Linked DNA regions of Homo sapiens: region 1 is linked to region 2. A link is an interaction called in ENCODE POLR2A ChIA-PET data of the cell type or tissue named here. Cell type or tissue: HepG2. All regions are shown on one strand. Links, peaks and the distances in the headings refer to the core of each region. The heading gives the core; the rest is flanking DNA. Region 1 overlaps PLEKHH2 (pleckstrin homology, MyTH4 and FERM domain containing H2). Region 2 overlaps PLEKHH2 (pleckstrin homology, MyTH4 and FERM domain containing H2).

The links. Peaks named below come from ENCODE experiments on the same cell type or tissue, not always from the same donor. Only the 100,000 strongest peaks of a DNase experiment are listed, where the experiment ranks them.
Region 1: POLR2A ChIA-PET joins it to region 2 with 7 read pairs; 2 of 35 experiments call an interaction of 5 or more read pairs at or near these places.

Annotation. Positions count from the first base shown.
Region 1 is chr2:43,644,524-43,659,991 of GRCh38, reverse strand. PLEKHH2 (pleckstrin homology, MyTH4 and FERM domain containing H2) reads right to left here. Exons shown (of 30, transcript NM_172069.4): 2 at 15,196-15,321. The coding sequence starts at 15,318. Among named protein-coding and RNA genes, the nearest start is that of PLEKHH2, 15 kb to the right of the region's middle. In HepG2, for the core only: no CTCF peak of the experiment used is centred there; no DNase peak of the experiment used is centred there.
Region 2 is chr2:43,734,429-43,749,896 of GRCh38, reverse strand. PLEKHH2 (pleckstrin homology, MyTH4 and FERM domain containing H2) reads right to left here. Exons shown (of 30, transcript NM_172069.4): 20 at 11,377-11,556; 21 at 8,854-8,951; 22 at 6,979-7,156; 23 at 5,908-6,063; 24 at 3,934-4,031. Among named protein-coding and RNA genes, the nearest start is that of DYNC2LI1, 32 kb to the left of the region's middle. RefSeq lists a silencer at 3,423-3,664. In HepG2, for the core only: no CTCF peak of the experiment used is centred there; DNase peaks (open chromatin) are centred at 4,266 and 5,426.

The sequences.
Region 1 (15,468 bases), core at 4,766-8,765, 91 kb after region 2:
ATGTTGATTGTGGTAGTGGTTACGGAATCATATATATTTGCCAAAACTCTTTGAACTAAACACCCAAAAGGGTGACTTTTACATATGTACTCAATTAACTTGACCAAAAAAAATTTTTAAAAAGTGCCTTGCAGGCCAGGCACAGTGGCTAACACCTGTAATCCCAGCACTTTGGGAGGACAAGGCAGGCGGATCACTTGAGGTCAGGAGTTCGAGACCAGCCTGGCCAACAGGGTCAAACACTGTCTCTACTAAAAATACAAAAATTACCCAGGCATGATGGCACGTGCCTGTAGTCCCAGCTACTTGGGAGGCTAAAGCAGGAGAATCACTTGAACCTGGGAGGCAGAGGTTGCCAGTGAGCTGAGATCTGACCACTGCACTCCAGTGCAGTGAGACTGTCTCAAAAAAAAAAAAAAAGTGCCTTGCAACCCCAAATTCCAAAACATACAAAGAAAACTAAGAAAGACAGATAACAATATCAATGGTCAAAAGACCAATTTAGTCTGGTAAAATAAAAATGATAACACCATGTGAAAGACTTCAGATTTCTTATGTTTAGGATTGTCAAAGAGATGAAATGAGAATAACATCTATTTTTTAAAGGACAAGAATTGAAAAAAAAAAGAAGAAAAACAGCAGGGAGGTGTTAAACAAGAACGACCAGGCGAGAAAATAAACCAGTTTAAAGTCTTTGCCAGGCTTGGTGGCTCACGCCTGTAATCCCAACACTTTGGGAGGCTGAGGCAGGCAGATAGATGGCTTGAGCCCAGGAGTTTGAGACCAGCCTGGGCAACATGACAAAAACCTCGCTTCTACCAAAAAAAAGAAAAAAATATATATATACAAAAATTAGCCAGGCATGGTGGCACACACCTGTATTCCCATCTACTCAGGAGACTGAGGTGGGAGGATCGCTTCAGCCCAGGAGGTCAAGGCTGCAGTGAGATGAGATCAAGTCACTGCACTCAGGCCTAGGCAACAGAGTGAGACTCTGTTTCAAAAAAAAAAAAAAAAAGAAAGAAAAAAAAGTCTTAAAAATTTAGAAATACATAGTCACTGAAAGAAAAAACTCAATAGATGGTTCAGTAGCCAGCCTCTAAATGTCTCGCAATGATCCTCACCTTCTGGTAATCACACCCATGTGTAGTTGCTTCCTTCACAACATAGGGCTGACCTTTGCAACCAACAGGATATTGTGGAAATGATGAAGTATGACTTCTGAGAGTAGGTCATAAGACGCACTGCATCTTCCACCTTGCATTCTCTTGGATGACTTGCTCTGGGGGAAGCCAGCCACCATGTTGTGAGAACCCTCAAGCAGTCCTGTGGAGACATCCACACACTTAGGGACTGAGGCTTCCTACCAACAGCCAATACCCATTTGCCAACAACCATTTTGGTGAACCATTGAAAGTGAACCCTCCAGCTCCAGTCAAGCCTTCAGATTACTACATCCCAGGCCAACATTTTGACTGCAACCTCATCAGAAACATAAGCTAAGTTGCTTCCAAATTTCTAATCCATAAAAACTGTGCAAGATAATAAATGCTTATAGTTGTTTTAAGCCATGAAATTTTGGAGTCATTTGTTAATACAGCAATAGATAACTAATACAGATGAAGTAAACTATACTCTGAACCCAGTAGAAGAGAGAGCTCATAACATGAAAAATGGTACAAACAATTCATGTATCATTTAATACACGTAAGTGTGAAAAATATAAATTACCAGATTTAAGAGACATGCAGAGACTTCAAAGTAATGGGAAGGAGCAGAAGAAAACAAGTGAGTAAATAGGAATAGCACAATTATGCTGAAAGATAAAAGTACACTCCCTGTATAATGCAGAATAATTGCCTAAGGCCTATATGTTTTATTTTAAAAAATGAAATGAAAGCTCAAGATAATAATACAAAGGAAGATGAAGAAATATTCAATGGGTAGTTGAATAATGTGAAGATCACTGTTCAGAAGACAGAAAATGATATTGTGTTAACTTTACCTTCTGCAAGGACAATTTATATTATGTATGTGTGTTATAATTTAAAGTGTAGGCACAATTGTAGATACAGAAGAAGGAGGGCAAAACTTACTGTTTACCCTTAAAATTTTAAGACACACAGGTAATATAAATAATTATCTGCGCCACCCTACACCAGTCTGCCCGGTATCTATCAATGCTGCAGATACTGGGAATACATTTAGAGATCATCTTCTGCAGAGGTAGGTCCACCTTCTTGAAGTACAGACAGACCTGCATGGTGCACTACATGTGAAACTTAAAAGATAAAAACAATTCAATTTCTCAATAGACAGAAACAAGTTTATGCTAGACAACCAGAAGGTGATCCAGTAACTCCTATCCCATGTGCTCTTTTTCCATGGGATGTCCTCCATCAAGAGATAAAAGATATTTCCCCTTCCCTTAAAACTGGGCCACCCTGTGATGGGCTTTGGTTGTTAGAATGCTTTGTACCTTTTGAGACTGGGCCTGAAGAGATTTGCAGCTTCCACTTGCTCTTTCTTGGAGCCCTGAATCACCATGGACAGAGATCTGGCTACCTTGGGAGCGGTTTAGTAGGGTGGCTCAGATAGTTTCCAGTTGTTTCACCACTCCCAGCTGAGGCATCAGATATGTGAGTGAAATCAAGGTGTGGCGGCGTGCACCTGTAATCCCAACTACTTGGAAGCACCTGTAATCCCAACTACTAGGAGGGCTGAGATGGGAGGCCAGGAGACCTAGACATCCAAGTGAAATCATCTTGGATATCCAGACCCAGCTGTCCGAGCACCCGCAGTGAGTCCACCCTCCAGCTGATTTGCCAACTGAATGCAGTCACATGAGTGATCCCATTCAATGCCAAACAGAGTAAAAGAACCACCAACAGAATCATGAACAAATAAAATGATTGTTAATTGAAGCCACTAAGGTTTTTTTGTTTTATTTTGTTTTGTTTTGTTTGTTTTTTGACACGGAGTTTTGCTCTTGTTGCCCAGGCTAGAGTGCAATGGCGCGATCTCGGCTCACTGCAACCTCCACCTCTCGGGCTCAAGCGATTCTTCTGCCTCAGCCTCCCAAGTAGCTGGGATTACAGATACTTGCCACCATGCCTGGCTAATTTTTTGTATTTTTAGTAGAGACAGGGTTTTACCATGTTGGCCAGGCTGGTCTCAAACTCCTAGCTTCAGGTGATCCACCCGCCTCAGCCTCCCAAAGTGCTGGGATTATGGGCGTGAGCCACTGCACCCAGCCCACTAAGGTTTTCTCTAATGGACAAAAATTGTATATATTTGTTGTGCACAACACGATGTTTTTAAATATGTATACATCGTGGAATGGCTAAATCAATAAAGCTGCTAAGTTTTGAGGTAGTTTTTTATGCAGCAATAGATAACTAAACCCCAAGGTTAGCCTGTTATGTGTAGATCTGTAAAGATAATCCTCTGACTATTCCTGTGATCATCTATCTGGTCATCATTCCACTGGAAGCCACTCTCATTTTGACATGCAGCTTCTAGGAATATCTTCATATCTTCTCTTAGCTCTCAGTCCTTGGATGTGAAATGGAGAAATTCAGTGTCTCAGCTTCAAGAATTATACTCATAAAAAGTACAGAGCTTTTCCTAACTTTCCATTCCACAAACTGTATAAACATATACCAAAAATAAATGTATTACACAGATTTGCTTTGTTTTGAGGCAAAAAAAATGCCCATTTAAATTGTTAAGATAGGCTGGGCACAGTGACTCATGCCTGTAATCCCAGCACTTTGGGAGACAGAGGCGGGCAGATCACTTGAGGTCAGGAGTTCGAGACCAACCTGGCCAACATGGCAAAATCCCATCTCTATCAAAAATACAAAATTAGCCGGCATGATGGCACACACCTATAGTCCCAGCTACTCGGGAGGCTGAGGCATAAGAATCACTTGAACCCAGGAGGTGGAGATTGCAGTGAGCCGAGATCATGCCACTGCACTCCAGCCTGGGCAATACAGCGAGACTCTATCTCAAAAAAAAAAAATCACTAAGATACATTCCAGATTAAATAGATGATGAAGTATTAATGGCACAATGATAAGTTAACCTTTAGAAGAAAGATTTTTCTGAACAAAGAATGTGTATTTTTTTCTTTTCATGAAAATGCATCTAATATTACAAATTAAAAGTCTGCTGCTGTTGCAAAGCTCAAGGAGCTGTTGAGGGCTGAATTACTCTCCCAGACGAAAAATCTCATTCAGTTGTAATAATCATCCTACCCCAAGTGAGATTTCCAACCCATCCCCACACAACCTTAGGCTTTCAAAGTAGGTCGTTTTGTGATCATGTTGGAAAAACCACTAGTTCTTTCTCTAGGACAAGGTGGGACATCTGAAGTCTTTCTGGTTGCCTGCCATTTTTCCATTCTATGGTTTCTAATGGATTTACACAACATTTAGCATCTTCCATTGTCCATCAAAGATACATAATTACCTAAATTTTAAGAGCTTCATGAAAGTTCAAATTGAAGGTGCTGGTTTCTGTTCCAGAAAATGCCTAGTTTCTAAAGTGTTATCTAAAGAAAAATCAATCCCAGCTATTGTAAGACTTTCAGCAGTTCCTGGTTTTGATACTCTGCTCTCCACTGCTCTTGATTTCCTAACCTTTCCTTCACCAAATCCCCCACCACTACACTATCCTATACAGATATTTTTTTGTTGTTTTTAATTATCCCCAACATTTCCTTGCCACATTCCAGTTTCAAGTTCTATTCTGTTATAAAGTATTTGTGCGGGCCTTTATTATTATTATTATTATTTTATTTTTATTTATTTTTTAGCCCAGGCATCATTATAGCACTGCAGCCCCCGGAACTTCTGGGCTCAGGCGATCCTCTTGCCTCAGCCTCCTGAGTAGCTGGGGCTACAGGTGTGCACACCACACCTGGCTAATTTTGATTTCTTTATTTTAATTTTTTTGAGATGGAGTCTCACTCTGTTGCTCATGCTGGAGTGCAGTGGCATGATCTCGGCTGGCTCACTGCAACCTCCATCTCCCAGGTTCAAGCAATACCCCCGCCTCAGCCTCCTGAGTAGCTGGGACTACTGGCGTGTGCCACTGTGCCCAACTAATTTTTGTATTTTTAGTAGAGATGGGGTTTCACCATGTTGTCCAGGCTGGTCTAGAACTCCTGACCTCAAGTGATCTGCCCACCTCAGCCTCCCAAAGTGCTGGGATTACAGGCGTGAGCCACCACGCCTGGCCTATTTTTTTAATTTTTTGGTAGAGATGCGGGGGGGGGGGGTGTCTTACTATGTTGCCCAAGCTGGTCTTGAACTCTTGGCCTCAAGCAATCCTCCCATCTCGGCCTTCCAAAGCACTGGGATTACAGACATGAGCCACTGTGGCAGCCAATGCTGGCCATTAAAAAAAAAAAAAAAAAAAGTTAAGGAGTTAAGAGTTTTAAGTGGTTACACTTAAAGAACAGAAATTCAGTGTATAAAAATCAACACCTGGCCGGGCGCAGTGGCTCACGCCTGTAATCCCAGCACTTTGGGAGGCCGAGGCAGGCAGATCACAAGGTCAAGAGATCGAGACCATCCTGGCCAACATGGTGAAACCTCATCTCTACTAAAAATACAAAAAAATTAGCTGGATGTGGTGGTGCACACCTGTAGTCCCAGCTACTCAGGAGGCTGAGGCAGGAGACTCGCTTGAACCGGGGAGGTGGAGGTTGCAGTGAGCCGAGATCTCAACACTGCACTCCAGCCTGGCAACAGAGCAAGACTCCGTCTCAATAAATAAATAAATAAATAACATAAAATGTCAACTACTTCCAAAAGGTTTATTAATAAAAGTAAATGTACTCTTTTAGCCAATTCTTTTAATATTTGCCTTCATGTTTTAAGTAACATGCTTCTGTTTCTTTTGACTTTTTTAGTTTAGTGATTTCTTATTCACTCACTTAATGAAAAATGAGGATTTAGCTCTCTGTTCTCCTTGCCATCCATCCAAACAAATACACTTCCTATCTCCCATTCTCCCAATATGTTTATATCTTACCTTTGGTTAAATCATTGTTCAGAAATAGTATTATTGTAACTATGTGTGATATTCAGAGCTGAACCATGTAAAACCATGTAAAAGAACTGTTTACTTTTTCCTTTCCTGTCTTTTTTTTCCTAGAGTTAAATGTCTTTTATTCAGCTTCTCATGAATGAATCAATAATTCAACTCCAAATTCCCACCACTGTGTAAATTGTCTCTCAAAATGTTTGTTCACGTCTGGTTTTCTACCAATTTCATGTTTTTAAGCCACTCCCAGAACTGACCTGTGCCAGGCTCAATTGGTTCACCTGTCTGCCTGGGCACAGCTGACTTCTTGGGGAGACCCCTCAACTTTCTCCCATATAGAATCTCTTGTTTCCTATATCCCATGCCTTCCTCGTTCTTGGTTTACTTCCTCCTTTTAATAAAGCACTCCTTCTGGAGAGTCCTCAGAGAAGTTACATGGGACCTTGAATGTCTTCAAAATATCTTTATTCTACCTTCAAATAAAATTCATAATTGGCCTCGGTGCAGAATTCTGGGTTTGATATAATTTTCCTTCAGAATTTTGAAGACATTTTTTCATTATCCTCTAATTTCTAGTGGTGCTTTTGAAAGGTCTGAAGCCATTTCAATTCCTGATGCTTTGTATGTGAACTGTTTTTTCCTCTGAAAGCTTGCAGAATCTTTTCTTTGATCTCTATATTCTAAACGTTCATTATGATGTAACTTGAGGTGGAAATTATGTTAATCTGTTATGGTAGGTTCTTGGTAGACACATTCAACTTGGAATCTTGTATGCTTCAATTCTAGGAAACTTTCTTGTATTGTTTCATTTATTTTCTTCCCTCCAGTCTTCCTATTACTTGGATCTTGGACATATTGAACTGGACCTCTAAATTTCTCATCTTTTCTCTCCTATTTTCCATCTCTTTAATGTTTTGCTTTACATCCCAGGAACTTTCCCTTAGTTTATATTTCAACCCTGCTCTTAGGTTTGCCATTTTTTCTACCATGTTTTTGGTTTTCTAAGAGCTCTTATTTATTCTCTGAATATTCCCTGTGTCATGGATGCACTATCCTTTCCTTTCTCTCTGAGAATATTAAATGATAGAGTTTTGCTCATTTTGTTTTGCTTACTTTTCCCCACATAGGCAATGCTGGTTTTTTCTGATTGTGCCCTGTCTTTCGTGTTAGAGGCTTTCTTCAGATGTCTGGTCATCCATGATGTGATACGTAGGTTTAAGGGTGAAGGACTAAAAAGCTGACTAGAAACTTTGGCACATATGTGGGGTTTGTTAACCAGAAAACCTAACCTTGGGTGTTCTGGCTGGGCTCCCTGTTGGGGAACTACTGATGTCAGCATCACTATTTCTTTCCTCCTGGACTCATGGAGTCCCTAGAGACTTCTATCTCCTCCTGTAGAATAAAGGGTGGCTGCTAGCATTTTAGGAGCCAAGTGGGAGAAAGGAGGTTGGGGGTGAAGGGCCAGCTTACCATTAAATATGCATACAGTCAGTTAGTTCCCCTATTTTTAGTGTAGCAGAGTTCTGGATAGCATAGCCTAGAATAAGGCTTGGAGAATAAGGCTTGAGCTCCTCCTTCTAAGGGCCAAATGCCCTGCAGAGCCCTGTAAAGACCTAGAGGCGGAGTGACATGAAAGACTGAAAACAGTAGGTATTAATGTAAAATCTGTGGCCCTTAGAGTCAACTAATTCATTGAAACCTTCTCTCTTAAACCCATCTGCCAAATGTCTAGCAACTAAGCATTTACTTCCTGCTAAAAAATTGAAAAGTTATTCTCTTACAAAATTGAATAAGTGAATTGGAGTGCACTAGTCCAACAGCTATGGCATCTATGACCTCACCGCCCAGCAGATACTCTCCCACCCTCTCACACTAAAGAAAAGATTGACTGCTAACCAGCAACTGACCATTTATACATAATTGTCAGTTTACTTTGCAGGTGTCCTATTCTTAAATATAAATAGACCACTAAAAATCATCAGACATTTGAGAAAAGTTTGCAACCTGAAAAGTAATTACAAACATAAAAACAGGAAAATAATCCTAGAAGAAAGAAAGATAATTCAGGGAACAGAAGATAACTTTTTAAAAATTCAAATTAGTGTTTAGGAACCAGGAACTTTCAAATACATTATTTCACAGCTATGCTATGAGACAGGAATTGTTATTCCCATTACAGAGATTAGGAAATTGATGTTCAGAGTGAATATGCCTTGTTCATGGCTGGGATTTCAGTCTTCATGTTCTGATTCCCTAATGCCCTTTTAGTTGAACCACAGGTGCTATAGAATTTATATGCCAGACGCACACAGTGTATAGTTATACAGAACTATATGAAAATCAGAGTCCCAAATACAAAAAAAAAGACACAAAAATCTTAGCTGAAAAGCATTTGTCTTGATTTCTGTCCTTTGCTATTTGTTCAGCCTAGGAATCTTTTATCTGTAACTTAAAAGCATAACATTCATAATAGGAAAAATGCTAAGTTACATGTTATCAGGGAACTTATCACAGAAAGAAACAAAGGGATAGAAATATAACCAAGAGAGGCTAAATTTGAAATTTGAGGGCCGGGCGCGGTGGCTCACGCCTATAATCTCAGCACTTTGGGAGGCCGAGGCGGGTGGATCACAAGGTCAGGAGTTCGAGACCAGCTTGGCCAAGATAGTGAAACCCTATCTCTACTAAAAATACAACAATGGTTGAGGCAGGCATAATGAATACACATAACAGAAACTCAATGTTTGCTGAACAAAATGAATAAATGAATGAATGAATGAATGAATGAAAAGATTTTAACTCCAAAAAATTATGTTGTGAGGATAAACTTTGATAAAGGGTAATCACTACATTTTCACAATCTATATTACAAATTATAAATTCTGAACACTTCACATTGCATTAATGTAAATATACATTAGGTATATCCAATAAAACTTAGATTATTTTAAAACCAGTTTAAATATAACAGTAGTAGGAAAGGTAATGCTGGCCAGGCGCGGTGGCTCATGCCTGTAATCCCAGCACTTTGGGAGCCCAAGGTGGGCAGATCACAAGGTCAGGAGTTCAAGACCAGCCTGGCCAACATAGTGAAACCCCGTCTCTACTAAAAATACAAAAAATTAGCCAGGCATGGTGATGCATGACTGTAGTCCCAGCTACTTGGGAGGCTGAGGCAGGAGAATTGCTTGAACCCGGGAGGTGGAGGTTGCAGTGAGTAGAGATCGTACCACTGCACTCCAGCTTGGGCAGCAGAGTGAGACTTCAACTTAAAAAAAAAAAAAGAAAAAAGAAAAGAAGAAAGGTAATGCTTTGCTTTTGAGTGATTATTTGTTTCTATTAATATAATCATTCAAGCTGGACAATAACTTTGCAAAATACTCAAAAAAGCAATGCAGACAATATTCATGTAAGTTTTTACTTTCACAATATAGACTATAATGTAAACCTTGGGTCAATTCCATAGCCAATCTATATTAAGTCAGTAAAAGAAACCTGAAATGGCCGGGTACAGTGGCTCACGTCTGTAATCCCAGCACTTTGGGAGGCCAAGGTGGGCAGATCAGTTAAGGTTAGGAGTTTGAGACCAGCCTGGCCAACATGGTGAAACCCCATCTCTACTAAAAATACAAAAATTAGCTGGGCATGGTGGTGCACACCTGTAATCCCAGCTACTCAGGAGGCTGAGGCAGGAGGATCACTTGAACCCAGGGGGCAGAAGGCACCACTGCACTTCAGCCTGGGCAACAAAGCAAAACTCCATCTCAGAAAAAAAAAAAAAAAAAAAAAAGGAAAGAAAAACAAACCTGAAATGATCTATGGTCCCATATCAGGCTTTAGACAAAAATAAGTATTTTATGAACAGGCCAATTATGTAATAACAAAATGAAGCAGCAAATTCTAAGTGCTTAATTTACTGCTACAGAAGTACCCTCTGTAGCCAAAGTGAACTTAGCAGCAAGTGGCAGAGGGAAATTTGCCACTGAGCCTGTATACTTACAGAGCCTCTCATTGTTAAAGGGATTGTATACAAATAAATTTGTTTAATGGATTGGTTAATTTAGGTGGAATCCTTTAGGACCTTCACACCCACTGATGTGGACAGCAGTTCCCTGCCACGTGTCTCTCTTCCTGACTTTTCCCCCACAGACCCCATGAAAGATTCTACCACCAAACATTATTTGATGTTGTTATAATAAATAATATCTTCAACCAGTAACCAAAGATGTGACATTTAAATTAGCCTATACGGTCCCATTGTTAGTATATGTAGAATTTCCATTAGACACTGTGAAACATTAGGCAAGCCAGTAGAGTAACTGAGGGAATGTATAATTTAAATAGGTTAATCATGATATTGTACTGGATTGTTGGGTAAAAGCATATACTATGCTGTCCAAGGACTCCTTATTCCTATGAGGCAATCCAAGTCTGCTTCAAGGGGATCACATTCACAAAAGAAATGCCAAGTGGCAGGAAATTCCAGATGGCAATGCCACATCAGGTAGAGGTAGCATGAGGTTATGCGAGCAATGCTGATGTCCAAAGGGAAAATTCTTCATATTTTTCTCCCTTTCCTTTTCACCGAAAATCTAACTCATAGGAAATAACATTTCACTTCAACTGACAAAGAAACTTTCCTTTTTCCCTCCCTGACTCAGAAACTAACTAGTAATATTGTAAAGTAGGAAAACTACTTAAATCTCAGCTTCCCTGAAGAGTTTATATTTGGCATACTAGGGATATTTCCAACACCATTCCTTAAATTCCTCTAAAGACCTCTCCCACTTACAGCAGCACTTGCCCAAGACTTCAATAAGGCCTTTTTCTTCACAAGCTTCAATATTCTAAGTTACTTGGAAACTGTGATGAAAAAAAATAGGTGCAAAACAACTTTTCTAAAAGATCCCATGTATTATCCAACTTCATCTCCAAAAATATAGGGCATATATAATTGAAATTCATCTCTAATTATAAAAACACCTAGATCATCTCACATATTTTTCCTTTAAAAATTCAGAAATACATCTGCTATCAATATGTAATTACATTTAAGGCCAGGCACGGTGGCTCACGCCTGTAATCCCAGCACTTTGGGAGGCTGAGATGGGTGGATCACTTGAGGTCAGGAGTTCAAGACCAGCCTGGCCAACATGGTGAAACCCCGTCTCTACCCAAAATACAAAATTAGCCAGATGTGGTGGCCCATGACTGTAATGCCAGCTACTTGGGAGGCTGAGGTGGGAGAATCACTTGAATCCAGGAGGTGGAGGTTGCAGTGAGCCAAGATTGCGCAACTGCACTCCAGCCTGGGCAACAGAGTGGGACCCCGTCACACACACACACACACACACACACACACACACACACACACGAATGTAATTACATTTAGGTCACCTCCCCTGTTCACTTAACCAGTGTGTCCATTCAGAAAGACACAGGAAAAAAAGCTGGGCACAGCAGCTCACGCCTGTAATCCCAGCACTTTGGGAGGCTAAGGCGGGCGGATCACAAGGTCAGGAGTTCGAGACCATCCTGGCCAATATGGTGAAACACTGTCTCTACTAAAAACACAAAAATTAGCCAGGCGTGGTGGTATGTGCCTGTAGTCCCAGCTACTCATTAGGCTGAGGCAGAAGAATCGCTTGAACCTGGGAGGCGGAGGTTGCAGTGAGCTGAGATGGCGCCACTGCACTCCAACCTGGGCAGCAGAGCAAGACTCTGTCTCAAAAAACAAACAAACAAACAAACAAAAAAAACCAGAAAGACACAGGAAAATAATAACGAGTTACTTCTGTGTGCCAGACGCTCTATTAGCTGCATCACAAGTCTGAAAGATCTACGGTCTAACGGCAGCTCTGCTTTTTGTTAGCTGTGTGATATTGGGCATGCTACTCAATTACTCTCAGCCTTAATGTTAATTCTCTAGATTGAGGATAATAACAATCACCTCATAGGGTTACTGTGGGGTTTAAACTAGTTGATGGTTGCAGTAAAGACTTAGGAACCATATTTGGCCGCTAGAGTCAGCTTCCTATAGCCATAACTAATAAAATGGAACTAAGAACTAGAACTGTTGCAGGAAAGAGAAGTTGGCCACAATTCCGGGCAAAGAGCTAAAGAACCAAATTAGTATTCTCTCAAGAATCTTCACCCTTGGGCCTGCATCCATTTAGGGGGAAGGTATAGAGCACTATTAGGGAGAAGCCCTGGGGCTGACTGGTGCTAACACAAAACCAAAGAGGTGGATAGGACCAGACCAGTCTCTGGAATGCAACATTTGACTCGAGTTGGCACTTAGAAGCAATGCCATACGGTTTGCATTGAAAAATACATAATGTTAGGTAAATCGTTATTACTACATACATACATACACACACAGGTAGCTGCCCCCAAGCAGAAGTGGATTTTTATGTTGCATGGCTGAATAGAGGACAGAATGGATGAGTGGATAGATATATCAGAGAAGGCAAGGAAGGTGAAAATTAGAAAGGCCATATAGGCTGATAGCTAAGCCTTCAGGCTTAAAAAGACAGAATGCCTGGGTTTGAATCTTGGCTCCACTACTCACTTTTTAGTGTGAACTCAGTCAAGTTAAATAACTTTTCTATGCCTAAGTTTCCTCTTCTGTAAATGTGGATAATATTAGTAACTACCTCATAGGATAGTTATAAGGATTTAAAAGTTTATATATTTAAAGCACTTAGAAGATTTCTTGGCATAGTAAGCAACAGTTTCCTAATCTATAAAATGAGCACAATAAAATGTATTACTTCACAAGTTGTTATAAGAATTAAATAAATCATACCATACCTATACAGAGCTTATCCTATACATAATAAATCAATAAATATTAGATATTTTCATTAAAACATGGATGGAGACCAAAAGAAATTTTTAAACCTGAGAAAAATATTCATAATGGAATATAACAGAAAATATTGTGAAAATCCTTATTCATATTTTTGTGTTGAATATATTTATTGGGAAGCCATGAGTAACTTGGCACATTTATCTACTTTCCAATGTGTAAAACACATCAGAATAATTCCATCTCTTAGATCTGCCAAAGAATTTATGTCACAGATACGAAATACAGACCAAAAAAAAAAAAAGAAGAAGAAAATTAAAGAAAAAGAAACCACAACTAGAACAGCAATTCCGAAATAACATTCCTATCAATGTTCATTCACTGACAAAGAAAACATTTAATCTGATAGCATAAAAATTAATAATAAAAAAGCTATTTTACTTATAGAGAAATTACTGGAGATAACAACACTTTTATTATTTTTAAAATGGGCACTCATTGAGAAACTTGCTGCAACATGCTTTCTAAAGAACAGAACAAATGTTGCCATAAAATTTAGAATTTAAAGGTCAACTAATTGCAACCCAAATAAGCTAATATCTTCTATTTAGTCCATAAGGAAGCCAAACGAGTACAGAAGTCAAGAAAAGCAGGAAAATTTTGAGAGGGATCCTGTGGTCAACAGTGTCAACTGCTGAGAGGCTTAGGCAACAAATGGGAAGTGTCCATGAGGTTTAGTAATAAGGACATAATTGGTGGATCCTGACAAAAATCACTGTATGGGGCAGTTGGGGTTGTTGGAAAATACCGGATAAATCATAGTACAACATGGAAAATGATTTTCATTGACAGAAGAGCAAAAGATAAAAGATGAGTCACTAAGTTACGTTAGAAAAAACTTCTCCAACTTGGAGATACTCAAACTGGGATTTTATAAGCTATAATTTTAATAATTTTGATGTAATATCAATAAATAAAGCACATTGAAGTTCAGGATTCATTGACTGATTGATTACTGAGTCATCCTTGACCCAAAGTGAGTAAGGATAACTTTAGTCTTCTACCTAAAAGATGTTAAAGCCCAAAAGTTTGAGATGATATATATGCAAGTTTAGACTTAATGATGTTTTGCTGAATGTTATTATAATAATTCTGTACTAAGAGATTCTTGGCTAGCAATGAAAGGAAGATTTAATACCTTTTTTGGAGATATGATACATGTACCAATCTCCATCCCAAAAGGATTATGCAGATTAGTGTTTCAGAAACCACCTGTAAGTTCTTCTGATCAGTTCTGAATAACCACTAATATCATTCATCCATTCATCCAGACAGTGCTTTCCAATAGAAATATAATATGAGCCACAGGTGTGATTTTAAATTTTCTAATACACACGTTTAAAAAGTAAAAAGAAGTGGGTAAAATTAATTTTAATATTGCCTATTTAACCCAATATCCACAATATCATTTCAACATATAATCAATATAAAAATTATTGCTGAGATATTTTACATTCTTTCATGCTAAAACTTTGAAATCCTGTATTTATTCTACTTTTACAACACACCTCAATTTGAACTAGCCTTATCTGAAGTGTTGAACATCCACATGTGGCTAGTGGCTACTGCATTGGGACAGCAGAGGTCTAGAATTCAAGTTCCCTGGAAATAGGAATATGGGTTGTCTTGTTCATATATGTAACTGTAGTATTAAGAACGGTGTCTAACACATAATTAGCCCTCAAAGAATATTTGTTGAATGAATAAATGAACAAATCTATTGGTTTTATACACATACTTGCAAAAAATTCCTGTAATATAAATGAAATTCTAATTACATGATTAGAAAAGCATATAATTATTTTAAACTCAATTCTAGCCCAGGCAAGAATTTAGCAATATATACTTAGTCAACACAGATTCCTAAGTAGATACATCTTTCAAATACGGTATAAACACATTTTACTATCAATAGATAATTTTTTTCTATAATCCCTTCAATATGATTTTTGTAAACATTTAGTAGATCAAAGCTGTCATACTCCTCTAATAAAATCAAATAAATTATAGCTTTCTCTCTGGAATGAATGAACTCTACATTCACCAAACATACACGGTTCTCACATATGCCACTAGCATTTGCAAATAAATATTTTTTGTCTTAAAGTCCAATCTACCCTAACACTGGCAAAAGAATATGCCAAATATAGCTTCAAATACTTGACAAAAATTAAATCAAACCCCCAAAGTACTGAGATTATTTAATATAAATGAAGCAGACCCTAAATAGCTGACATTTAATAACAAAGCTTAGGGAGAAAGCTTACCTTCTCTGCTAAAAGCTCTCGTATCTTGCTTGCTTGAACTCTAAATTTCATGAGTTGGGACTCCAGAGCTACACATCGTTCCTTCCAATCTACTGGTCCCTCTGGCTCAGAAAGCTCTGCCATATTCTAAAAAAATTAAATAAATAAACAAAAAATTAAAAAGTAAAACATTCAAATGCTACAACACAATTAATATTCAGGATAATTTGTTAAATTACCCAATGTACACATTATAATCACTGTCTAGTGAGATCCATGTACAAATTTTAAATT
Region 2 (15,468 bases), core at 3,863-7,862:
TTAAGTATCCATTTAAAATTCCATGATAAAGAGAATTGATATTTTAGCTTTGTTTGTTACCCTGCTGCTTGGCAGATGAAGAATCAGGTCCTTGGCTGTGTGACAGGTCACAGCAAGGTTCCCTCCTAACTGTATCACTAGAAATTAGGGCTCATTGTCTAAGCTACTTATAAACACCGGCAAAGCACGGCCATGTTTAGAAACATTACTTTCTCATAGCTGTGGCTATCCAGCCATTTCAGAGTTCTGTTAAAAATCAAGCCTTTCAGTTGAGTTAATTTTTTTCCTGCTGTCAAAGACATTGTCATGAGGTTTTACTTTTAAACAAGGTAATCATCATCTGTTATTCACAATTCTCTCTTTTAAAAAAAAATTTTTGAAGAGATTTATTCTGAGCCAAATATGTGTGACCATGGCCTGTGACACAGCCCTCAGGAGGTCCTGAGAACATGTACCCAAGGTGGTCGGGGAGCTGCTTGGTTTTACGCATTTTACGGAGGCTGAGACTTCAATCAAATAACTTAAGAAATCTATTGGTTTGGTCTAGGAAGGCAGAACAACTTGAAGTGAAGACTCCACAACCTCTTATGGCAACCCAGACATTCCTTTCTATTGATTCCAGGTCTTTGGATAAACTCAACCAACTGTCAACCAAAAAATTTTTATTCACGACTCTCTTTGTCCTTCCTTGTGATGTTTGTTAGACTTGAAGCATTATTTTTACCTGTCTTTCATATCCAAATTTTATCCAAATTTCACTTCAGTTCCAATCATAGCCATCATACTCAGAGTTGGTATGTATTAAGCATTCATAAGGTTTAGATTATTAGGAATAGTCTTGGCTGGGCGCAGTGGCTCATGCCTGTAATCCCAGCACTTTGGGAGGCCGAGGCGGGCAGATCACCTGAGGTCAGGAGTTTGATACCAGCCTGGCCAACATGGTGAAAACCAGTCTCTACTAAAAATACAAAAATTAGCTGGGCATGGTGGCAGGCGCCTGTAATCCCAGCTATCTGGGAGGCTGAAGCAGGAAAATCGCTTGAACCTGGGAGGCAAAGGTTGCAGTAAGCTGAGATCGTGCCATTGCACTCCAGCCTGGGCAGCAAGGGTGAAGTTCTGTCTCAAAAAAAAAAAAAGAATGCCTGAACCTCTTCTCCATAAATGTCTTTGGCAGGCCAGGTCCAGGAGCTGGCTCCTTCCACAAAGGCTGAGGCCAAGAGGCAGGGGCAGCAATGAGGACCGTTAGGTCAGTGCTTCTCAAAACCCAGCACGTGTAAGAATTATCTGGAGAGCTGTCAAAACAGGGACTCCTGGGCTCCACCCCCGGAAATTCTGACTCAGTGGGTCTGAAGTGGGGCCTAATGATTTGCATTTCTAACATGTTCCACGTGGTCCTGAGGCTGCTAGTGTTGGGCCCACGTTGGGAACTACTGCTCCAGATTAAACAGAACTACAATAATAATCTAGAAGGTCCAAATATTCTAGCCTGCTGTCCTTCCCAGTCACCAAAGGGCCACTGATACCTTGATAAAGTTTGCCCTCAAGGGAAACAGGTCCCTCCAGGGATGAAGCCTATTAGATTTCCAATATCTATGCAATATTGCTTATCTCTAGGAATGCATGATTTTAAAATCTTAGACACCAAAGATTAATAGTCACTTTCTTATTACTTGAACCTCTGGCAAATCATCACAGCTCATGAGCCCCTGAATAAAGAAGCTCCAGTGTTCACAACCACCATTTATTCAGATCAACAGAGTCTGTTCAAATACTGGGTGGCCCTTTAAGTGGCCAACTGGATGAGAGAAGAGCCCAAAATATGAATGTGCCATATTTATTTAACTGTTCTCCCTAGTAATAAACATGTGAGTGTCTGTCCCAAGTTTTTAACAAAAACATTGACAAAGAATATGACAAAAACATGACAAGGAAGATACTGTGACATACTGGAATACTCTGCCCACTTATCTGCATATTTCTGTGGGATAGACTATTAGAACAAGAAATTTTAAAGTGGATCAAAATTACATTCTTTATGTTGTACAGTGCCTTCAATTCTTACATTCCAATTTTAAGTCTGAACATCTTCCAAAAAGAGACCTCTGAGTACCACTCCAATAATTCCACCAGGCTCTGGGTCTGACATTTTATAGATTCCTTAATTTACAGGGTATAAGACTCAAATAAAACCAGCAAAATACCATTATTTTGTTATAATTAATGTGAGCTGGTCAGTTAACAGTGTTTATTAAGTACTACCTTTTGCTAATACATGAAAGAAATGAAAATATTTAAAAAGAAAGAAAGGAAATCTGGTTCCTGACTACATGCCAAAGTACATTACCATTTTATCTGTAGAGAAGGTGTGTGCTCCGGAGTCTCCGGCATTTTCTCAATTCTTGACACAAGCTAAGCAGCCTCCATCTACAGGCCTTTGAACATTCTTTTCTATGCATTTTGATGTTCCCACTTCCATCTCCCTCTGAACTTGGTATAAACATCATTTCCTCAAAGAAGCCTCCCGAGGTCTCCCGTCTAGGTCAGGCTCACTGTTGTGTGCCCTCACAGTACCTCTCTCTCTCTTCAGAGAACATACTGTGTCATTACACACTCATTAGAGTGAGGATATGCCCAACAATAGTCTTCCTCACTAACCCGTAGATTCCAAAAGATCAGGAACTGGGTCTGTCTGTATTTATTACAATTTTATTTATAGCATCCAGCTAAGTGATAGGCCTTACAGTTGAAGCTCGGTGAACACCGAGAGAGAGAGAGAGAGAGAGAGAGGGAGAGAGAGAGAGAGACAGAAAGAAAGAGAAAAATGAGAATGAAAGACTGAGAAGGAATAAATATGAGTATAAAGAATATATGACTTCCAAAAGACTGAGGCAAACATAGGACATAGGTATCTCCTCTTTTTTTTTTTTGAGACAGAGTCTCGCTTTGTCGTCCAGGCTGGAGTGCAGTGGTGCGATCTTGGCTCACTGCAAGCTCCGCCTCCCGGGTTCATGCCATTCGCCTGCCTCAGCCTCCCAAGTAGCTGGGACTACAGGTGCCCGCCACCACGCCTGGCTAATTTTTTGTATTTTTAGTAGAGATGGGGTTTCACCATATTGGCCAGGATGGTCTCGATCTCCTGACCTCGTGATCCACCTGCCTCGGCCTCCCAAAGAAACATAGGTATCTCTTCTTACTACAGATCTGTAGTAGGGTATTGAAGTATTCAGTCTTTATGAAAAATGTAATAATACTGTTAAAGGAAATTATGAAAGTGAAAAATGCATCCTTGTATCAACTACTCTAAGAGAGCAACTATTTTTTTCTGTAGTTTTTCTGATTGTGTGCGTGTGTGTGTGTGTGTGTATTTTTTGTTTGTTTTGAGACAGGGTTTCACTCTGTTGCCCAGGCTGGAGTGTAGAGTGCAGTGGCACAATCACGGCTCACTGCAGTCTCAACCTCCTGGGCTCAGGTGATTCTCCCACCTCAGCTGTCTGAGTAGCTGAGATTACAGGCACATGCCACCATGCCTGGCTAATTTTTTGTATTTTTAGTAGAGGCGGGGTTTTGCCATGTTGGCTCCCAAAGTGTTGGTCTTGAACTCCTGACCTCAGGTGATCTGCCCACCTTGGCCTCCCAAAGTGCTGGGATTATAGGCGTGAGCCACCGTGCTCAGCTGAGACCTAGTGTTTCTGATGTTTGTCTAAAAGCATATTTTCATAAAATATAATTCTTTATGACATTAAGAGACTAGAATTAGAAACAAAATTTTATGTGACAAGGTTTTTTTCCTATAGAAACAGAGTTATCATTTATAGAAAGACAAACTTACAAATAAATAACTTTTAAGGCATTCAATAGAAAGGTAAATAGTAGGTGCATTATTAGAACATATTGTATACTCATACTTTGGCATCTGGATGCAGTATTACACACCTGTTTTTGTATGTCAGACGAACAGTCCTTGTACCTTCACATTTTCCAGGCTGCTGTTCTTTGGAAGCCTGTTCCCATTTGGAAATAATGTCACAAATCTAGAAAGGAAGTGGAAAACTGAGATTTACAGTACTTTTCAAATCAACATTTTTTGAAGACAAGTGTGCTGCAGACTGAAATTTTTCAATTAATATGATCAAACCAAATATACTCAAGCTTTTTGTTTTCAGCCTCTGTGCGGCTCTGAGTTTAGTATGTAATTATAAATTGCTATTTGGTCCACTTATCCTTTTGGACACACATTAACTTTGGACTGTGGCCACGCATTTTTTACTCAAAAAGGAACTGTAATGTAGGACTGCCTGAAACTGGAAACAAGAAGATTCCAGGGATTTTTCCATGATTTGGTCACTGAAGAAGCAAGTTTTTCACCTTCCGAGTTCAAAAAGATTTTAATAACTAAAGTTATACCAAAGAAATTTGACATATAATTTATGGAAAGAGTCTAGACCCAGGTCTAGCTATTTGATTTTGGGTAACTCATTTCCCTCTCTAGGCCTCAGCTTTCTCATTTGCAAAATAAGTGCATTATTTCTCTAAGGTCCCTTGTGGTTCTGTAATTCTATTTATTTTTTTATTTTTCAAATTGAGATGGGGTCTCACTCTGTCACCCAGGCTGAAGTACAGTGGCACGATCTCAGCTCACTACAACCTCCGCCTCCTGGGTTCAAGTGATTCTCCTGCCTCAGTCTCCCGAGTAGCTGAGACTACAGGCACCCGCCGCCATGCCTGGCTAATTTTTTTGTATTTTTAGTAGAAATGGCGTTTCACCACATTGATCAGGCTGGTCTTGAACTCCTGACCTCAAATGATCTGCCTGCCTTGGCCTCCCAAAGTGCTGGGATTACAGGCGTGAGCCACCACACCCGGCCTAGTTCTATATATATTATTGCCATTACTAAATGGAAGCTCTATTAAAGTTATTTTACTATGATCTGGAAAAGATTCTTTTAAAATCCCTCCCTTTTCATTTCCACAGGTCTGTTTTCTTTCTTTCTTCCTTTCTTTTCTTTTTCTTTTTTTTTTTTTTTTTTTTGTGAGACAGTCTTGCTCTGTCACCCAGGCTGGAGTGCAGTGGCGTGATCACGGCTCACTGCAGCCTCGACCTCATGGGCTCAAGAGATTCTAGTGCCTCAGCTTCCAGAGTAGCTGGGACTACAGGTGTGTGGCACCATGCCTGGCTAATTTTTGTATTTTTAGTAGAGATGGGTTTTTGCCATGCTGCCCAGGCTGGTCTCAAACTCCTGGCCTCAAATGATCCACCTGACCCGGCCTCCCAAAGTGCTTGGATTACAGGCGTAAGCCACTGCACCCGGACACAGGTCTGTTTCCTAAACCATTTTTCATTTCCAGCTCAGGCCTTCCCTAACTCCCAATGCTGAACTTAAACTCTCTCTTTCTGTGCAAAGTTCACAGCACTCTCAAAACTTTCATCACTTTCAACCCTAGTTCAAGGTTATCTGTGTATAAAGCTGCTCTTCCGTAAGCAAATTTTAAGTTCACTGTGGGCAGGGACTATTTCTGGTCCTTTTGTATTCCCCACAGAGTCCAGCCAGCCCCTGGGATACAATAAAATAGCTTAGTAAGTATTGCTGAATAAATGGAAAAAAATGGAAAGCCATTTTATTAGCACTTCTACATATCTACCCTTATTATCCTAATACTTAGAGTATCATTTCCATTACTAACACCTTTCCTCTCTTTAATATGGAATGTGTATATGTAGAGATTGTGTATTAAGAATTCTATGGGTTTAACAAAGTCCTGCATTTTTTTTTTCTTATCGTGGAGATTAGATTGGTTAAAGTTTTGGAAAACTCCTGAATTAAACTTCTTGCAAAGTTTACTCTTCTTGTAAAGAGTAGCTTCTTTGCTGTTCGTTGGGCTTGGCTCCTGAAAAGGACTTGGTTTCACCTTGATGTTTCCTTGAAGACAATGCTCTAAATCTCTGCCAGAAGGATCGTCAGTGAACAACGCAAATCCAGACTGCGCTGGTTTCCTCATTCCTGTGTCCTGGTTCAAAGTATTCAAAAATTCTTCCACTGTGGTAGATGCGTCAAAACCAACTACCTAGACAGAAATAACAAAGCAGTTCTCTTAATAAGAAATATATAGTTTCAAACTGAGATTTTAAGGATGAAACAGAGCATACTTGATGCATGATTAATGATAACATATTTTTCTAGGTGCTTCAACTTTTTTTCCCAAAGCTCCTCTGGAGAAAATTAACAAAGTTACCTCATAAATTAGCTTGCTGAAGAACTCAAAAATCTCAGCTTCAGCCAACAGACATGAATCCAAAATAGAATGATCAGTTGACAGCTATAAATATTTTGCAAAGATATTATGCTTACCCATTAGAAGCAAACCAAGAACTATAGTACAATATGCAATCTTTAATCAAATGGAAAATAAACAAGAAATATGTTTAAATAAATGAACACCTTTATGTATTTAATGTTTGTTTCTTTAATAGGCAGTTAAGTATCTGAATTCTGTGATAAAAGGCATATGGCTACAAAGACTAATTGCTAGTTTGGGAACATGTTTGCTTCAATTAATAAGCAGGCATCTAGATCTGAGAACTGGAAGGGCCCAGTGAAGTTTTCCCAGATAATTTCTGAGATTTGGAGATTTTAAAAGAGACTAAAATTGTACACACCCAGTATCAGTAATTATTTCCACACCTAGGAGGTGTACTGATGGGAAAAAGCCCCAACCGAAGTGTTTTTTATTTTTCTGTCCATCAGAATCATAATGGCAGTGAAGCCCATCCCTTATTTGGTTCAGTATGGATTTGTTATTAGTGTGAATCCTTTATAGCAAAACTGTTTCAAAACTCAGCTGTTCTGATAGTAAATCTAATATATTTGCATGTTTGTCACTGCCAGGTGCTGACAAAAGTAAGCAGAGAAGTCTCTGTTCCCTATAACAGAGGTTGTACATAGGATTGTTGGCTAAGCATATTTTCATCAGGTAACCTACCTGGTATATCCCATTCATGAAGTGCACAGGTATACTAAAGGGCAAAGAATGGTGATAAGGGTTTCGGAGAAGAGTTGAAAGAATTTCCATCCTTGAGGGTCTTGCTTCTCTGTCACCATTTTGTTGCGTTCTTTCTACACAACGCTGGCAGTAAATGGCATATTTTCCAAATTCTGTCCTGTAATACAAAACTTAAGATAAAATCTAAGAATAAATTTAATTGACAACCTAATATGTGCAACCATTAAGAAAGCATCCGTGTACATTATCACAATGTATTAGGCTAATTTTGACAGTAACTTTTTTTGAATGATAATACTAAACTGCTGTAACTTTCCTCAAATTCCAACTTCTTTATTTTTGTAACTGCCTCACTCAAACCTCCCCACAAAGCATTCTTCATCTTTACTGTATTATTATAGTCACAAGCTGAATTTAAAATTACCAGTCACAAGTCAATATACAGTGATTTAATATTAACAAATATAAAGAAAGCAATTGCATGAAGAATAGTACAGAGTAACTTATAAAAACATGTTACAGCAGAATTCTCTTCTGAAGAACATGGTGGTTAACGCTTGACCACTAAACAAGGTAAAAAAAAAAAAATGTCTTCAGGCCAGGCATGGTGGCTCATGCCTGTAATCCCAGCACTTTGGGAGGCTGAAGTGGGCAGATCACCTGAGGTCGAGAGTTCAAGACCAACCTGGTCAACATGGTGAAAACCTGTCTCTATTGAAAATACAAAAAATTAGCCGGGGGTGGTGGCGCACGCTTGTAGTCCCAGCTACTTGGGAGGTTGAGGCAGGAGAATCACTTGGACCTTGGAGGTGGAGGTTGCAGTGAGCCAAGAACATGCCACTGCACTCCAACCTAGGTGACAGAGTGAGACCCTGCCTCAAAAAAAAAAATCTTCAAACAAAAATAAAAATATGTTTTCTTTCTTTATTCTATAAAAAACACTGCATTTGTGAAAAACTGTTAAGCATTAGAAAAACTCATTAGAATAAATAAATGTAAAAGTTGGATAGAAATCTTATTTGTCCTTGTTTGTTATACATAAATTTTACTGCTTATTCAAGCAGATTGATAACACCTGTCAAATATGTTTGTATTCAAGTGCCCTGTAGGCAGATCCTTGGTCTCGGGGCTCCTCAGTGACTGCAACTGAAATTACCTGACCTTGGTCACAGATGACCTTGATCACAGAGGCCCCACAATGTATTATGAACTGTAGAATATTTTCCTATTGCTTCCAAGTTGGGTTTGTTTATTTGTTTGTTTCTTTTACTGTGTTTGCTTTAGTCCAAGAGTTTAAGCAACCTGACACAAACCTCTTGGTGGACAAAATGACCCTGGATAAGCCTTGGCTGAGTGACCTGGGTCCCAATGTAAGAAAGCCATTCTGGAAGTTGAACTTTAAATGTGTTTTTCAAAGGAGTAACAATTCTGAAGTAATTCAAATACATACAATTAGAAAAGGAGGGAAGACCATGGGGGAAATTTTTCACATAAAAGAATTCAATGTGCAGAGAAATAGTAAAAGGGAAAACTAAGGAAACAAAATAGTTGCTTTTATTGAATGAACACCCACTAATGCTAAGTCATTCATACTTGAAATGCAAATGCACTTTTCACTTAAAAATATTCTCTGTCAGTTTTTCAAGTATTTATTGCAATCTTCCCTAAGAGATTTAACATAACAAAGGAAATATTTTCCTAGCTCCACATCAATGATAACCAAAGGCTTCCTGTACCAATATTTGTTTCATACATTCTTCTGAAAATGTACCTGGCAGATCGTTAAATACTTATGATTTATCGTAGACTTTCAGAGGCCACATAAACAGTTCAGCTGGCTAGTATTCTGCACACCTGGAATCTGCATTCCTCTTTAGGTGAAGCCTGAGGAGCCACAGGAAAGGATGATGGGGAAGGAAGAGCCCAACGCAGAGTGCCAAGAGCTGCCAGCCCTGGGCAGGGAGAAGCACCACAGGTTAGATACCACGTGCCAGTCAGAGATCCACATCTGAGTGAGTGCAATGGGCTGATGACAGTCTCTCTTAACCCAAAAACGTTTTGCTTCTTTCACATATGCATGATCTGTTTACAGCATTTATCATAGGTTAAAAACAAAAAACTCTACATTGGGTCAGATCTATGATCCATCTAGTTGTGTGTATGGTTATCTACAACTGAGGAACCAAGGCACAAGCAGACAAGGTGCTCCTTTTTGACGTTACACTCAAAGATTAGGAACATTGTTTCTTTTTTTTCACTTACGTATTTACTCATTCCTTGAAATACAAGTAATAGTTTTGAGAAACGCAGATTGCAGAACAGTAGAAAACACATGCCCTAAATCAAAACCAATCTACCTACACACACGTATGTATCTACATACCTAAATAAGGGACAAGTATAAAAATATTAACAGAGGTTATCTTTAGGTAGCAGCAATATATGTGATTTTTATTTTTCCTTCGCTCTGTTCTGTATTCTCCTTTCTATATTTTTTCAAGGAAGTATAAAACATGTTACAGCAGAATTCTCTTCTGAAGAACATGGTGGTTAATGCTCAACCACTAAACAAGGTACAAAAAGTCTTCAAACAACAAAAAAATTTTTTTAATTTCTTTATCCTATAAAACACTGCATTTGTTAAAAAATGTTAAGCATTAGACAAACTCATTAGAGTAAATAAATGTAAAAGTAGGATAGAGATCTCATTTGCCCTTGTTTGTTATATATAATTTTTCAGTCATTTTTAAAACGTTATATTAAAAAAGTTGGATAGAGATCTTATTTGCCCTTGTTTCCTATGTATAATTTTCAGCCATTTTTAAAACGTTATATTAAAAAAGAGGGAGAAATAGGCATTGTCCCTGCCCTTAAGGAACCTACAGTCTAGTAGGAGACAGTTATATATTTAAACAGTAAATTATAATACAACATGGTAATACCACGTATTAACTTTTTAAAGCATAACCAATGGAAGGAATGACTAACTTCTTGTGGAGTCAAGGAAGGCATCACAGGGAATATGTTGCTTAGGCTGGACTATAAAGTCTACGGAAGGGAAGGAAGAGGAGGGATCCAGGTAACAGGAATACCATCAGGTGCATGGTGGAGAATATTGCAAAGGTGGAGTGTGTTTGAAGGATGGGGCGAATTTATTCATTCACTGTCTGCTGGAGGCAGGAAGTGGAGAAAGAGCGGGCCAGTGGAGCCAGATGACAAAGTGTTCTTGATGCAGATGAAGCTTAAGCTTCAGATTCCCTCTTGGGCACAGGTCCTGGGAAAGGCTTATTAACTGTGTTTACATGGTCATATGATTTCTAAAATGTGCAAAAGTAATCCATTTTCAAGTCTTTGTCTTAAAGAGCATTTCCCAAACTGTATAAGCTTCGGTCTCACAAAACCTAGATCCAACCCCGACAGTCCTATATGCTAAGGTAAGAAATTTCTGATTTATCCTGTGGCTAACAGGCAGTCAATACACAAAGATAAAAACAGGTGTTCATTGAAGAGTAAACACAGATGACTACCAAACACCTGAAAAATATATTCAACTGCACTAATAAAGAAACGCATCCTGAGTCAATAGTGAAATATTTTTTTTTGCCTGGTAAGAATTTAAAATATACTGAATGTTGTTGAAGATATAGGAAAATTCTAAAAATGAATTCAAAGGAATTCGCTGGACCTGTCCACAAGATTTAGGTTCCTGGTGGGCGCGGTGGCTCACACCTGTAATCCCAGTACTTTGGGAGGCCAGAGCGGGCGGATCACCTGAGATCAGGAGTTCGAGGCCAGCCTGACCAACATGGTGAAACCCCATCTCTGCTAAAAATGCAAAATTAGCCGGGAGTGTTGGCACATGCCTGTAATCTCAGCTACTTGGGAGGCTGAGGCAGGAGAATTGCTTGAACCCGGGAGGCGGAGGTTCCAGTGAGCCGACATTGTGCCATTGCACTCCAGCCTGGGCAACAAGAGCGAAACTCCATCTCATTTAGGTTCAAAGATGTCTACTGCAGAGGTATTTATTATAGGAAAAAATATAGAAATGTATCGTACTTAATGTTAACATGACCATTAATGTTTTGAAGAATGTCTAAGGATATAGGGGAAACGATTATTTTCTATAGTTTAAAAAAGTAGTATGCACACTGTAACTCCAGCAATATAAAAAACTGTGAGTGTACACACACCAACATACACACATTTATATATAAACATATAAATAAACCAAAAAGGTAGACATCAAAATATTAATACCTATTTTTCCTTCTGCACTTTTTGTATTCTCCAAATGTCTATGCTGAATGTGTATCATTCTTACAATCAGAAAAAAAAACACTTTAAATTGCATGTATATGTATCAATATTAATATCTACCTGCAATGGTCCTGGTTGATTCTGTGGCTGTCTTCGTCTTGTCTGTTTAATAAGCTGACAGCAAATTTCATTCTGCAGCTCAGGATGTGTCAGGCAGATTTGCAAAGCACTCTGGGCTAAAGATATGTGGTAATCAATTGCAGGAGAGTCAACTGCAGCATTTATAAAAAGCTGGCAGGTCTGAATTAAACAAAAAAAGATATATTCAAGGTGAGGAGTGATTAGATTTATTCTGCATGAATTATATCGAATATCTTTTCAGCAGTAGTTTTTGTTTAAAATGATGGAAAAGGATATATTATGATAACACTAATCAAAAGAAATCTGGAATCGCCACAATAATAGCAGACAAAGCAGATTTCAGAGCAAGGAATTCTGCCAGAGATAAAGAGGGTCATTTTATAATGATAAAGGGGTCAGTTCATCTAGAAGACATAACAATCCTAAACATCTACATACTTAATAACAGAGCTTCAGAATACATGTGAATCTCATCCAGCATATTTTTCATTTTAGTCACTGCATTTTTCATCTCTAAAAATTCAATTTGGGTCTTTTTAATATCTTCTCTTACTCTTCTTAAAATGCTCATGCTTTCCTTTACCTTCCTGAACATGTGAAGTGTGGTGGCCAATCTCCAAAGTGGTCCTCCGTGATCTCCACATCCTGACATTCAGATCCATAGTTAATTCCCTCCTGTATTCTACCAGGGTTGGTCTGTGTGACTGGTAGCATGTGGCACGCCATTTCTAAGATTAGCTTATAAAAAACAATGCACTTCCATCTTGGTCACTCTCTCTCTTTCCCCGTTAGATCATTTCCTCTGGGGAAGGTAGCTGCCATGTCTTGAGCAGTCATTTGGAGAGGCCCATGTAGTGAGGTACTGAGGCTTCTTTGCCAACAGCCACGTGAGAGAGTTTGGAATCCTCCAGCCCCATTCCAATCTTCAGATGCCTGCTACCCCCGCTGACAGCTTGATGGTACCGCCAGGAGACTATGAGTCAGAACCACCCAGCTAAACTGCTTCTAGATTCCTGACCCTTCAAAACTGTGTGAAATAGCAAATGTTGTAAGTCACTAAGTGTTGGGGAAATTTTAAATGTAACAGTAGACAACAGATACACAGAAATGTCCTTATCTACCATCACCTGCATCATTTCTAGATATGTTTCTATGATTACTTTTTCTTACCCATTGTATTGTCATACTTGACCCGATTCTCTGTATGCCTGGTGATCTTTGACTGGATGCAGACGTTGTGAATGTTATACTCTTGGGCACTGGACTTTTTGGTATGCTTTAAACATTTTTTAGCTTTGCTCTGAGATGACAGTTAAATTACTTGGAAATGGTTCGGTTCTTCCAAGGTCTGTTTTAAGTTTCTTAGGGTGGACCAAAACAGCCTTACATTTAGGACTATCTGGGCCCCATTCCAGAGGCAATCACCTTCTGTGCACTCTATTTGATGTCCAATGTATCAAAGATTTTTCCATTCTAGAAGATGGGAAAACTGTTTCCAGCTCTGTGTGAGCTGGAATTTTTTTGCCTGTGTCTTTCTGTCCTCAGCCTCAGGTACTTTCCGCACATACACACATGCTTATCAGTTCTCAGATGAAAACACGAATCTCTGGAGCTCTCCCTCCCTCCCTCTCTTTAGCTCTCTCCTCTCAGCCCTGTGATTGATTGATTTATTTATTTTTTAGACGGAGTCTTGCTCTGTTGCCCAGGCTGGAGAACAGAGCTCAGCGCAACTTCTGCCTCCTGGGTTCAAGTGATTCTCCTGCGTCAGCCTCCCAAGTAGTGAGATTACAGGCACCAACCACCACAACTCGCTAATTTTTTTATTTTTAGTAGAGACAGGGTTTCCCCCTGTTGGCCAGGCTGGTCTCGAACTCCTGATCTCAGGTGATACACCCACCTCAGCCTCCCAAAGTGCTGGGGTTACAGGGTGAGCCACCGCGCCCGATCAGCCCTGTGAAGTCTAACTACCTTGGCCTTCTCAAATTCTGAACTCTGTCTCCGTGACTCAGGAAGACTGCCAGGCTCTATTTGGGTGCTCCCTCTCTGCACAGCAGTCTTGAATCTCTCCAGACAGTAAGCTGCAGCAATCACAGGGCGTATGTCATTAGTTTTTTCCGAAGAATCTGTCCTACACTGCCTACATTCAACATCTGAAAACCACTGGCAGGGCAAATCCAGTCCCTGTGGCTCCATCATGGCCCAAAGTAGTTCTTCCTTTTTATCTTCTAACTGGTTGTTGCTTGCACACATAAAAGCGTTTGTTTTTTGCTTATTTTGTACCTCTCACTATCTTATCAAATTCTCTTTTTGTTTGTAGTAGTTTTTTAGTTTGTTCTTTTGGGTTTTCTGGGTATACAAATATACCATCTGTAAATATTTTCATTTATTGCCTAATAACATCGGTTAGTTCCCTAACAGAATGTTAAATAATAATAATAATAACAAACTTTATGTAATTTATACTTTAATTGAAAAATTTAAAAAATAATGGGGCATATCTTTGTCTTTTTCTCACTTTAGTGGAAATGTTTCTAAAATTTCTCCATAAAGCATGATGCTTGCTTTTAGCTAAAACAAGAATATTTTATCATGTTGAAGTATCTATGTATTGCTATTCTATAAATGTTAAATTTGTCAAATGCCTTTTCGGCATCTACAGATATGATTATCTCCCTAATAATAAGTAATATTAATAGATATCCCAATACTTAGCCATCCTTGATTTCCTAGAATAAATCCCTTTCAGTCATAATTTAATATTTTCTAACATTAAAAAATGTTATTGACACATAATAGCTGCATATATTATTGGAGCATATGAATTTTTTGATACATGCCTGCAACATGTAATAATCAAATCAAGGGAATTGGGATACCCACTACCTCTAACATTTGTAATTTCTTTGTGTTGGGAACATTCCAAATCTTCTCTTCTAAGTATTTTGAAATATACTCTAAGTCCTTGTCAGCTATAGTTGCCCTACTGTGCTGTTGAACACTAGAACTTATTCTTCTTAAATAAATGTATTTTTGTACCCATTAACCAACCTCCTTTCATCCCTCCACCCCCTACTACCCAGCCTCTGGTAACCACCATTCTATTTTACCATCTACCTCTATGAGATCCACTTTTTTAGCTCCCACCTATGAGTGAAAACATAAGATATTTGTCTTTCTGTGCTTGGCTTATTTTACTTAATATAATGTTCTCCAGTTCCATCTATGTTGTTGCAAATGACAGGGCTTTGTTTTTCGTAATGGCTGAATAATATTCCATTGTGTATATATACTACATTTTTTTCTTTTTTTTGAGACAGAGTCTTGCTCTGTCACCCAGGCTGGAGTGCAGTGGCACACTCTCGGCTCACTACAACCTCCACCTCCCAGGTTCAAGCGATTCTTGTGCCTCAGCCTCCCTAGTAGCTGGGATTACAGGAATGCACCACTACGCCCAGTTAATTTTTGTATTTTTAGTAGAGACAAAATAAATTTTGTATTTTTAGTAGAGACCAGCCTCCCCATGTTAGCCAGGCTGGTCTCAAACTCCTGGCCTCAAGTGACCTGGCTGCCTTGGCCTCCCAAAGTGCTGGGATTACAGGCCTGAGCCACTGGCCCGGCCCATCATTATCCATTCATCTACTGATGAACACTTAGGTTGATTCCATATATCGGTTCTTGTGAACAGTGCTATAATAAATATAGGAATCCCGATATCTCTTCAATATACTGACTTACTTTCATTTGGATATACTCCCAGTGAGACTGCTGGATCACATGGTAGTTCTATTTTTAGTTTTTTGAGGAACCTCCATACTGTTTTTCAAAGTTGCTGTACTAATTTACATTCCCACCGATGGTGTATGAGTTTTCCTCTTTCTCTGCATCCTTCACAGCATTCGTTATTTTCTGCCTTTTCGATAACAGCCATTTTAACTGGGGTGAGATGATATTTCATTACGATGCTGATTTGCATTTCCCTGATGATTAGCGATGCTTAGCATTTATTCATATACTTGTTGGCCATTTGTATGTCTTCTTTTGAGAAATGTCTATTGAGATCTTTTGCCCATT